Regions from separate parts of the Mus musculus genome. Here region 2 is linked to region 1. The links are chromatin loops, found by intact Hi-C in ENCODE. Cell type or tissue: heart. All regions are shown on one strand.

What was found. A loop is a pair of places that touch in the nucleus more often than their neighbours do. Peaks named below come from ENCODE experiments on the same cell type or tissue, not always from the same donor. Only the 100,000 strongest peaks of a DNase experiment are listed, where the experiment ranks them.
Region 2: it touches region 1 in a loop (2.4-fold over the local background); 3 of 42 quality-filtered maps call a loop at or near these places.

The regions. Positions count from the first base shown.
Region 1 is chr4:119,236,837-119,241,836 of GRCm38, forward strand. P3h1 (prolyl 3-hydroxylase 1) reads left to right here. Exons shown (of 15, transcript NM_019783.2): 3 at 1-130; 4 at 1,029-1,160; 5 at 1,810-1,949; 6 at 4,281-4,370; 7 at 4,646-4,698; 8 at 4,847-4,968. Among named protein-coding and RNA genes, the nearest start is that of P3h1, 6.4 kb to the left of the region's middle. In heart, a CTCF peak has its summit at 2,464 (motif pointing right); DNase peaks (open chromatin) are centred at 2,645 and 2,685; H3K27ac peaks cover 809 bases.
Region 2 is chr4:119,806,724-119,811,723 of GRCm38, forward strand. It overlaps a transcript of Hivep3 not described here. Among named protein-coding and RNA genes, the nearest start is that of Hivep3, 5.5 kb to the right of the region's middle. In heart, a CTCF peak has its summit at 2,726 (motif pointing left); no DNase peak of the experiment used is centred here.

The DNA of each region.
Region 1 (5,000 bases):
CACCTGGAGGCGGCACTGCAAGAGTACTTTGTGGCCGATGAGGAATGCCGTGCCCTCTGCGAAGGGCCCTATGACTACGACGGCTACAACTACCTAGACTACAGCGCTGACCTCTTCCAGGCCATCACAGGTGGGTGCCATTCAGGGTGTGGCCTGACCAAGCCTCAGAGGACTTTAAGGTCAAAGTCCTGACAATGCACACAAATACCTTGCAACCTCATCCCCCAATTTTTCTTAAACATTTGTTTATTTTATGTATATGAATACACTGAAGCCATCTTCGGACACACCAGAAGAGGGCATTGGATCCCATTACAAATGGTTGTGAGCCACCATGTGGTTGCTGGGAATTGAACTCAGGACTTCTGGAAGAGCAGTCAGTGCTCTTAACCACTGAGCCATCTCTCCAGCTCTTCAAATTTTTTAAGTCTAGAACTCTAACTAAAAATTACCTTTTCAGGGGCTGGGGAGATGGTTCAGTGGGTAAGGTGCTTGCTGCACAAGCAAAAGGACCTGGGTTCAAATCCTGACACCCAGGGTCCTGGCCATAAAAGCTGAGCATGGTGGCACTCACCTGTAATCCCCTTGCTAGAGCTTGTCTCATCATATGGGTGAGCTTGAGGTTACAGAGCCTATCTCAGAAACATAATGAAGAGTGATGGAAAAAGATGCTGACATCATCTGGCTCCTATACTCCTATACACACGTGTTCACACATGCCACATACTTGCACACACATACACAAATGCATGCACATATCCTCCACACAGAGATCACTTTCCACTTCAACTTTCCTATGTTAGCCAGAATTTGAATCCCAAATATGACTGTATTAGCCAGGCAGTGGTGGCACACACCTTTAATCCCAGCACTCAGGAGGCAGAGGCAGGCGGAACTATGAGTTTGAGGCCAGCCTGGTCTACAGAGTGAGTTCCAGGACAGCCAAGCTACACAGAGAAACCCTGTCTCAGAAAACAAAACCAAACAAACAAAAGACCTCGCTGTTCCTCATCTCTGATTCCTTTCAGATCATTACGTCCAGGTCCTCAACTGTAAGCAGAACTGTGTCACGGAGCTGGCTTCCCACCCAAGTAGGGAAAAGCCCTTTGAAGACTTCCTCCCTTCACACTATAATTACCTACAGTTTGCCTACTACAACAGTAAGACCTGCTTTCTCTCTTCTCTCCGATGCCTCAACTAAAGTGTAGCCAGCCAGGCAGGGTTGTGACCACTCCACTTCTTCAGCATGTCTAGCAGCTATGTCTGTGGGAGGCAACATGCCCAATGATTCCTGGGTGTTTTGTCACAAGCCTGTGGCCCAGGTAGCCAATTTCTACTGCCCAGAAGGGAGGAACAGGGGAGTCTAGGACCTCTTTCTTTTGTCCCTTTTTGTTCATTTATAATCTAAATTTGCATGTGAATAAGAATGAATAGCACAGTTAGGATGTACTACTGTTGACACTAGCTCACAGGGCAGGCCCAGTCTTCCTCCAGGGGTAAAGGGACGAAAAATATCCAGAAAAACAAACCCTCAGCAAATCAGCAGTTGTTTACTGGGTACCTACTGGGTCCCAGCCAGAATAGCACATCCAAGAGTACATGGTGTGTGTCCGCGTCGAGTTAAAGAGGTCCTTCTGTCTAGGAGGCTCCCAGCTATTCTAATCTTCCTCTTCTAGAAAGTTGTGTGGAAAATACTACTTTGTCCTGTCATTGTGGCCTCAAGGCTTCTCTGAAACCAGATGCTAAGTGGCTGCTGGTGTCTGGGATTATACCCTTCCCTCACGGCCGTTTGCTTTTCTTCCTTTGCAGTTGGGAACTATACACAAGCTATTGAATGTGCCAAGACCTACCTCCTCTTCTTTCCCAATGATGAGGTGATGCACCAGAATCTGGCTTATTACACAGCCATGCTTGGAGAAGAAGAGGCCAGCTCCATCAGCCCCAGGGAGGTGAGAGACTGGCTTCTGGCTGAACCCAATCAGAAGGAAGATGAGTGCTCATGGGGTGGGGTGGGGTGGGGCCGGTCTTGGACTCAGCTTGTCACTCAGGGTGGGAAGGAGTACCAGGAGTTTGTAGAACATGGCAGAGCCAAATCCTCTAGAGTTCGATGTACATTCTTTGGATTGGCACACAGATTTCTCTGCCCTGATTGACACCCAAGCTAGACGCTGGATGCCATTTGCCCAAAGGCAGTGTTCTTTCCTTCATAATGGGTCTGTTTTGCTCACACGGCTTTCTGTTTCTGTTTTAGTCCCAGAGTGCATTTCTCCTTGTCATTGTCTGCTTTCTTCAATTACTCAGCATTATCCACATCTCTAGAATGAGGAGAAAACTTAGGTACAGACTTCAACTCTGAGGGCCAAGCCACAGTTCCTCCCACACAGCTCTGGAATTGAGTCTCTAAAGAAAATAATCCCACTGTCAGCCCCTCCCAGCTGAGACTGGCGTTCTTGTAGTTATCCTTCTTGTCCACTAGATGGCGGCCATCTAGCTTTAAGAAGGCCCTTCCAGTCTTTGTCTTGCTGGGTTGATACTTTTTCCCTTCCCTGGGATCCTATTAAGAGTCTCTCAGAAGGGAAGGAATGTACTCGTGTGAGCACATTTACCTAGAACTCTCCCCCAGGAAGAACTCTCCCCCAGGCGAGAGTAGCTAATACTGGTTTGCGCCCCCGGCCAGACCGCTCACCCCGCTGGATAGCACGTGTGGCTTGGTTTCTGGCATTTGGAGCAGGAAGCCGATCAGTTAAACTCCTTCCTCATGGGTGACTGTGGTAGCCGACGGGGTGGACTCCTTTAATGTGTTCCTCCTTGAACTGCCTCCACTTTAGCACTGTCTTTTTCTCTCTTCCTTCTGCTGCTTGGATCCTAGTAGGGGACCCAGGGAAAAGATGTGACCCTGGAAGGGACTCAGTTTCCCAGCTCTGGGTAAGCCCCACCCCTGAATACACATGCAATGCCAGAGTGCCAAGCTTAGCTATTCTATAGCTGCCCGCCTTCAGGGACGGATCGAGCCCAGCCATTCTGAGGGGTGGCAGGTGGCCAAATAGAAAGAACATGGGCTTGGGGACCCCAAAACCCAGATAGGATCGCTCTCAATCCTACTGCTCCTAAGGGTCTTTAAGATGAAGTTCAGTCTCCGCCCATGAGCTTCCACTCAGGGAACAGAGGCAGAAGAATCACAAGTTCAAGGTTATGCAGTGAGACCTGGTCTCAAAATTAAAATGGCAGATGGCTCAGTGGGTAAAGGCATTTGCTGCTGAGCCTGGTGACCTGAGTTTGAGCTCTGGCCCCTCACAGTACAAGGAGGAAACTGACAAATTGTCCTCTGACCTCCTCACCTATGTCACAGTGCCGCCCCCCCCCCCACACACACACACGCACGCACGCATACACACAAACACACAGAGAATAAATAGAATAAAAAAATCTAATTTTAAAAAAGGTATTTGCCGGGCTGGAGAGATGGCTCAGTGGTTAAGAGCACTGACTGCTCTACCAGAGGTCCTGAGTTCAAATCCCAGCAACCACATGGTGGCTCACAACCACCCATAATGAGATCTGATGCCCTCTTCTGGTGTGTCTGAAGATAGCTATAGTATACTCATATACATAAAATCAATAAATAAATCTTAAAAGAATGGTTGACAAAAGATCTTCTAAAAAAAAAAAAGGTATTTGCCACATAAGCTTGTAACCTGAGTTCAACCTACAGAACCCACAAAAGGATGGATGTAAATAACAGACTCCACAAAGTCGTCCCCTGCCCTCCACACATGCACAGTGGAGGCCACACGCTCCACAACACACCAAGTAAATAAATAAAATATAACAAGAAGAAAAGAGGGCTCAAGACACAATTCACAGCCTGGTCTACAGAGTGAGTTCCAGGATAGCCAGGACTGCAGAGAGAAACTCTGTCTCAAAAAAAAAAAAAAAAAGACACAATTCAGTTGGTAGAGAGCCTTGCCTGGTATGCCTAAAGCCCTGGGTTCAATGTCAAGGACTTCAAAGGCAGAAATGAAGTCTTTCCATTTTCAGGATCATCAGTTCTTCCATTTCAGAGATCACTGGGGCCTCCTCTCCTTCAGTGTGGCTGAATTACGCTGCCCTCGGGAGTCCTCTTGAGCATAGAGGGGAGACCTTTGGCCAAACTGGGCAACACATCACCTGTGACTGGGAGAAGGCACCTCAGTCCCGTAGAGCAATGCACAATGCCAGGGAGGGCCACCCTAGGGCTGAAGGGTAAGGGCTAAGTTCTAGGAGACTCTTTGTTTCCTCAGAATGCCGAGGAATACCGACGTCGAAGCCTGTTGGAGAAAGAACTGCTTTTCTTCGCTTATGACATTTTTGGAATTCCCTTTGTGGATCCGGTGAGCCAGAGCAGGAGCTGCAGGGAGGGGGAGAGGGGGACACTGGGCACTGAGGGAGTACACGCTGCAGAACTCTGGGGGAGCCGCTGTCCAAGGCCGAGCCAAGCATGGGTGCGTGGGCCCTGAGGACGGGAGACAAAGTGGACAGTGAAAGGCGGTCCTGAGCCATTAAAAGTAATGGTCCCAAGAGCCCACCTCATCTCAGGCAGTGAGGCAGGTCACACACAGATAACCTGAAAGATCAACTCTCTTGCTTGTTTCCTGACCTGCCTTAGGACTCATGGACTCCAGAAGAGGTGATTCCCAAGAGACTGCAGGAGAAACAGAAGTGAGAAATCCCATGGTTGGGTCGGGCTCACGAAGCACTTCAGGCTTCCTGCACCCAGGCAGATGGGAGCCCAGCCAGGGGTTGGGAGTAGGGACACTGGGGTAGGAACCAGGGCTGACCCCAGCAGTCAGTGCTGTCATGCTCACAGGTCGGAACGCGAAACCGCAGTCCGCATCTCCCAGGAGATTGGCAACCTTATGAAGGAGATCGAGACCCTCGTGGAGGAGAAGACCAAGGAGTCCTTGGATGTGAGCCGACTGACGCGGGAAGGTGAGGCAGCAGTGGGTGGCATGCCTGCCCAC
Region 2 (5,000 bases), 570 kb after region 1:
CCTTGTTGGAGGAGGTGTGGCCTTGTTAGAGGAAGTGGACTTTGAGATCTCACATATACGCTTAAGTCTGGCCAGAGACAGTCTGGCTGTAGTATGACCAAGATGCAGAACTCTCAGCTCCATTTGTTTACAGCACCTTGTCTACCTGCACACTGCAGTGCTTCATGATGTTAATGGGCTGGACCTCTGAGACTGTAAACTACCTCCAACTAAATGTTGTTCCTTATAAGAGTTGCCTCAGTTATAGTTTTTCTTCACAGCAGTGAAACCCCAACTAAGACAGTCCTGATGATGCTTTTGATTGCAGTGAGCTAGGGAGAAGGAGACTGGGGAGGGGGTCCCTAGGGCAATCAGGCTTAGCCTACTCAATGAGTTCTAGACCATAAAACAGGTACCAGCATCTGATCAATGACACCCAAAGTTGTCCTTTGGCCTTCACACACATGTGTGCACACACACTTGTACAAATGCATGTCATGTACACATATGTACATGCCTACCCTCAAAACCTAAACCTATACTCAATCTAAAGCAATTGAATGGTCAAAATATTTAATAAATGAGCTAGCAATGAGGAGGCTGTCAGTGTGAAGACTGGATCATAGAAAGTTTGCTCTTCTTCTTCCTCTCCCTCCTCTTCCTCTCCCTCCTCTTCCTCTCCCTCCTCCTCTCCCTCCTCCTCTCCATTCTCCTCCTCCTCCTCCTCCTCCTCCTCCTCCTCCTCCTCCTCCTCCTCCTCCTCCTCCTCCTCCTCCACTTGCCTCTTGGTTTTGACTTGTCACTTCCTTCCTGCACACACTGACACAGCAGTCCTCCTCACTGCATTGTACTCAATCTTAATCAGCTGTTCTGCTGAGTGGGTTAGTGAGCCTGGCAACTGAACTGCCCTTTGAAGAACGTTATGAAACTAGAAAGGATAGTACGCACTTAGGGCAACAGAATTAGGTCCCAGTTGTCAGGGCAAAATGATGGGTTTATTCTTACAATATAATGTGTAAGTGGGATAAGTAAATGTAAGGTTATGGTGTGAGTGTAGACCAGGAAAGAGTGTGACTCAGTAGCAGTAATTACAGATAGATAGATAGATAGATAGATAGATAGATAGATAGATAGATAGATAGAAAACCAAACAGATTGATCAATCAATAGATAGATAGACAGATATAAAGAGCAATATAATTGTATTGCTTTCATCCCCAGATTCAATTGTTGTCCCAAGGACTTGAAAGAACTTTATAAACTAAAGATTACTTTCCTTCTTCGAGACTGAGGATAACCAAGACTGTATAGAATGTTAGCACCACAGACCCAGGGTCCTTTGTCTTCCTGCTTAGTCAGTCTCATCCACATGAAGTCCAAGCCTGCATTCCAGAGAACAGGAAAGAGAATTGGAGGGAGAGTGTGATCTTTCCCTTCAAGGACTGATCAGAAAACTACTCAGTGTACATGAGCTTGCAACTCAGAGCTAAAGCCTGTCCCCAGGACACACCTACAAGGAATGCTGAGAAATGTAGTCTTAGGTGGTGAATAGCTGAGTTACTACTAAGATGGGAGGAGAAGAATGTATGCTGATGGAACTTTAGCAGGCTTGAAATAAAGCCAGCATGCACATCAATGTAGTCTTACTCCCAGAAAAACCTGAGCAACTGTGTATTGTACTGAGAGAAATATAGAAGTCTCTAGAATGAGATAGCTAGCTTTCCCAGAACAAAGAACAAAACAGCAAACATTTAGTTTTGACCAGTCACATACGGTATTTGTCACAATTTTCCCCTGTGTTTATACTTTTATGATCCTTCCATAATGTCAAATGCACACTTATCATGTGAATTGTCCAAATCAGGCTGTCCCAAGGGCTGTAGTTTGTGTATATATGCTTAGTAGAAGCATGGTGGTCACATCTAGAATGTAGGAGTCTGTGTTCCAGGGAGCTGGTGAATGTACGGAGAAATGCAGGTGAGCCAAAGATGATGACCAGAGGCATCTCAGCCTGGACCAGCTCACATTCCCGAGGACTTGATCAGCATTCTCGAATAGTTGAGGAATATTTTGGTGATTAGGAGTGACTCAAATCTTGTTTGTATCAAGAGAGAAGAAGGAGAATTGGTAAGAGAAAGTTCTAGAAGGCAGACCAGAGTGCTGAATATTCAAGGGCTTTCTAGTTATTGCTTTTCACTTGAGAACCTATAATCAGGCATGTTATATAGCTAGCCTCAGTTTATTCTCCACAGCGCCAGGAGGTAGGTGTCACCATTATGTCTCATATTAGCTGATTTTATTTATTATTATTTATTAACAAAATTTCTGACAGAAACAACTTATTAGATGAAAGGTTTTGTTTTGTTTTGCTTATGGTTTGGAAGGGTACAGTCCATCACAGCAGAGAAGGCATGGTGGGATTCATGGCAGCGGGGGTGTGTGGCAGAGACCCATTATGGCAGACAAGGAAACAGAGTGGCCAGAACTAGGGACCACACCCTCAGAGTCCCCTCTCTAGTGGCCTACTTCAGCCAGCTAGGACTTACCTCCTAAACTTTAGGACCTAAGGCTCTTCAGCACCACCCCTTTTCCTCAGTAGCACCAGAAACTGGGGTGAGTGTTCAAAGCATGATTCTGGAAGGCACATTTCCCTGTTCAAGCCACAACACCTCTGCTTGACAACTGAGAAAGCAATATAACCCAGGTTACAGTAGCCTTAGCCACAGCTACTCCCTACTGCCCCCTTGTGTACAAATTAAATGTCTTGGATATGTAAATCCTGGAGTAGTGCCTGGCACCCAGTAAGAGGGAACACTTACTGGAATCCCTGCAGTTCTCACTGCGGTGGGTTTCATAGTCTGTGACTGAATACCGTGAACTTGATGCCGTCAGATGACATGTTCACCTGCTCGTAATTTGGACATCTGAAGTCTTCAGTCCGTTTCACTGGGTGGTAAGCAAGCGTTGACAGGGACAGTGCTAAGCTCCCTCCAGAGGCTTGAGGGGGATGGGGGGGGGGGGGTCAGGTGTGTGTGTGGATTCTGTTCTTGCTTTTTCCTACATTTGATGGCTTCTGACTTGTCCTGGCCTGGCTGCATCCCTCTGATCCTGACCTCTGTAATCCCATGACTTCTCTGCCTGCTTCCTGTCTCTTACAAAAGATCGTTGTGATTCCAAGCAGAGTTCTCCTAGTTTGTTTAGAATAACCTTCCCATATCCAGAGTACTAATTTATTCACATCATTTGTATTAAGGTAAGGCTCATTTTCCAGGCGTTAGGTAGCACATATCTGTGGGGGGCATTGTTTAGCCTTTCCCAATGCGATTTTGCATAGACTGGATGACCTCAGATTTTCTTTACACTATTAGAAAATAACTTTATGGCATCAAGTAAACTATAATATCTATCTATCTTTTGAGGTCTCTTTTTCTGAAAAAAGATTTTAAATAAGGCATGGGTTAAAGGAAATAATTCTTTTCAACAAGCCATAGACAAATACTATTATTATGTTACTGGATAATGATTTCTTTGTTCTACGGATTTAAAATTCAGCCTTCATGTCTTACCTTCACATGACAAACTATAGTCAAATTGTTTCTTGGCCATATTCAGTCCACCAGCCTGTTTTGCAGGTTCTGCAGTGTGAGGCTCTTTTGGTTATTGTAACACTGAAGTGTTATGTATTTCTAACTGGCAAATAAGCCTCTTCTTCCTTTTCTGGTTTCCCGGCCAGTGGCCCTTCTCCTGCTTTCTTTCTCGTTGGGTATTTCAGCTGTACTGGGTACGTTATGTACACCAGCATTACTCAGCACTCAGGATGCCAAGGAGGGAAGAACTGAAGCTTAAGGCTAGCCTGGGCTACATAGCAAGATACCATCTCTAAACAAACATCCATCATCAACAACCTCCGTCCTTACTGTTACTTTAACGTGGTATTTGGAAGAAGAGCCATTCTGGAATTGTCTACCCTACAAAAATGATCCTTTCAGTCTTGTTTATCATCATCATCATCATCATTATCGTTATTATTGTGAATCTGCTTCTGTATCTCCATTGAACATTTCTCAGTTTTATTAATATATAAGTTTAATTCTGGGACTTGTATTTTAAAAACAAATAGGTGGTGGCTAGTAGGTAAGAAGGTAGACTGGACACTGTAGAATGTTAGTAATAATAACCAATAAGAAAATAGAACAACTTAGAACCAAATACTCTATCAAAACTTTGTAAACTGGAAAGTCTGTCTGTCTGTCTGTCTGTCTGTCTGCCTCTCCCTCTCTGTGTCTCTCTCTCTGTTCTTTTATAGGTAAGTGATGAAATCGGTAGCAGGTGATGTTACAGAAGAGAGGGAATACTACATATTTAAATCATTTGACTCTCATTTCTCAAAATGTTTAATAATTATGTGCTGTCAATTCTGTACTCGACTTTACATTTTACCTGGCTTCATTCCACATTACATTTCTTACATAATAACCTCTCTTTGTGTGAGTTCATTTTCCTGGCCTGTTTTCACCCTTGCTTAAGCAGAGATCTTCAAGTTACCTACAGAAGCTTTTCTTAATAAAGGGTATGCCAGTGATGCCCTGTCTCTATTTTATCGTCACACAGAGGGCAATGCTAGTGTGACAGCTAGTGTGGTTTCAGTGCATTTCTTTGGAGTCCCCAGTAAGCATTGTGCGGGTGTATCTGTGAGCCGCATTTTAGAAGGGGACCAGAAAGTCATTCTGAGTTTATTTCTTTTACGCAGTCAGCTCCTTCTCCCTTCTGAGTACGTTTGTGGTTGTGTCTCTTTGCTCTTGGGGTTCTGCATCTCTGAATGTGTTTGCTTGCTCAACAACGCTGCTGCCAGCACACCTTGTGACCTGCATCCAACTCTTCAGCTGAAGGGGACAGCCTTTTGCTTCTGTGTTTCTGCTTCTCCTTGGTGCTGCTATTCCTTCAGAACTCCTGCTGGGTAATCCCAACCCCTTTGCACATGCTCTGTGCTTTATCTGGTTACTGAAGTCTTTTATCCTTCG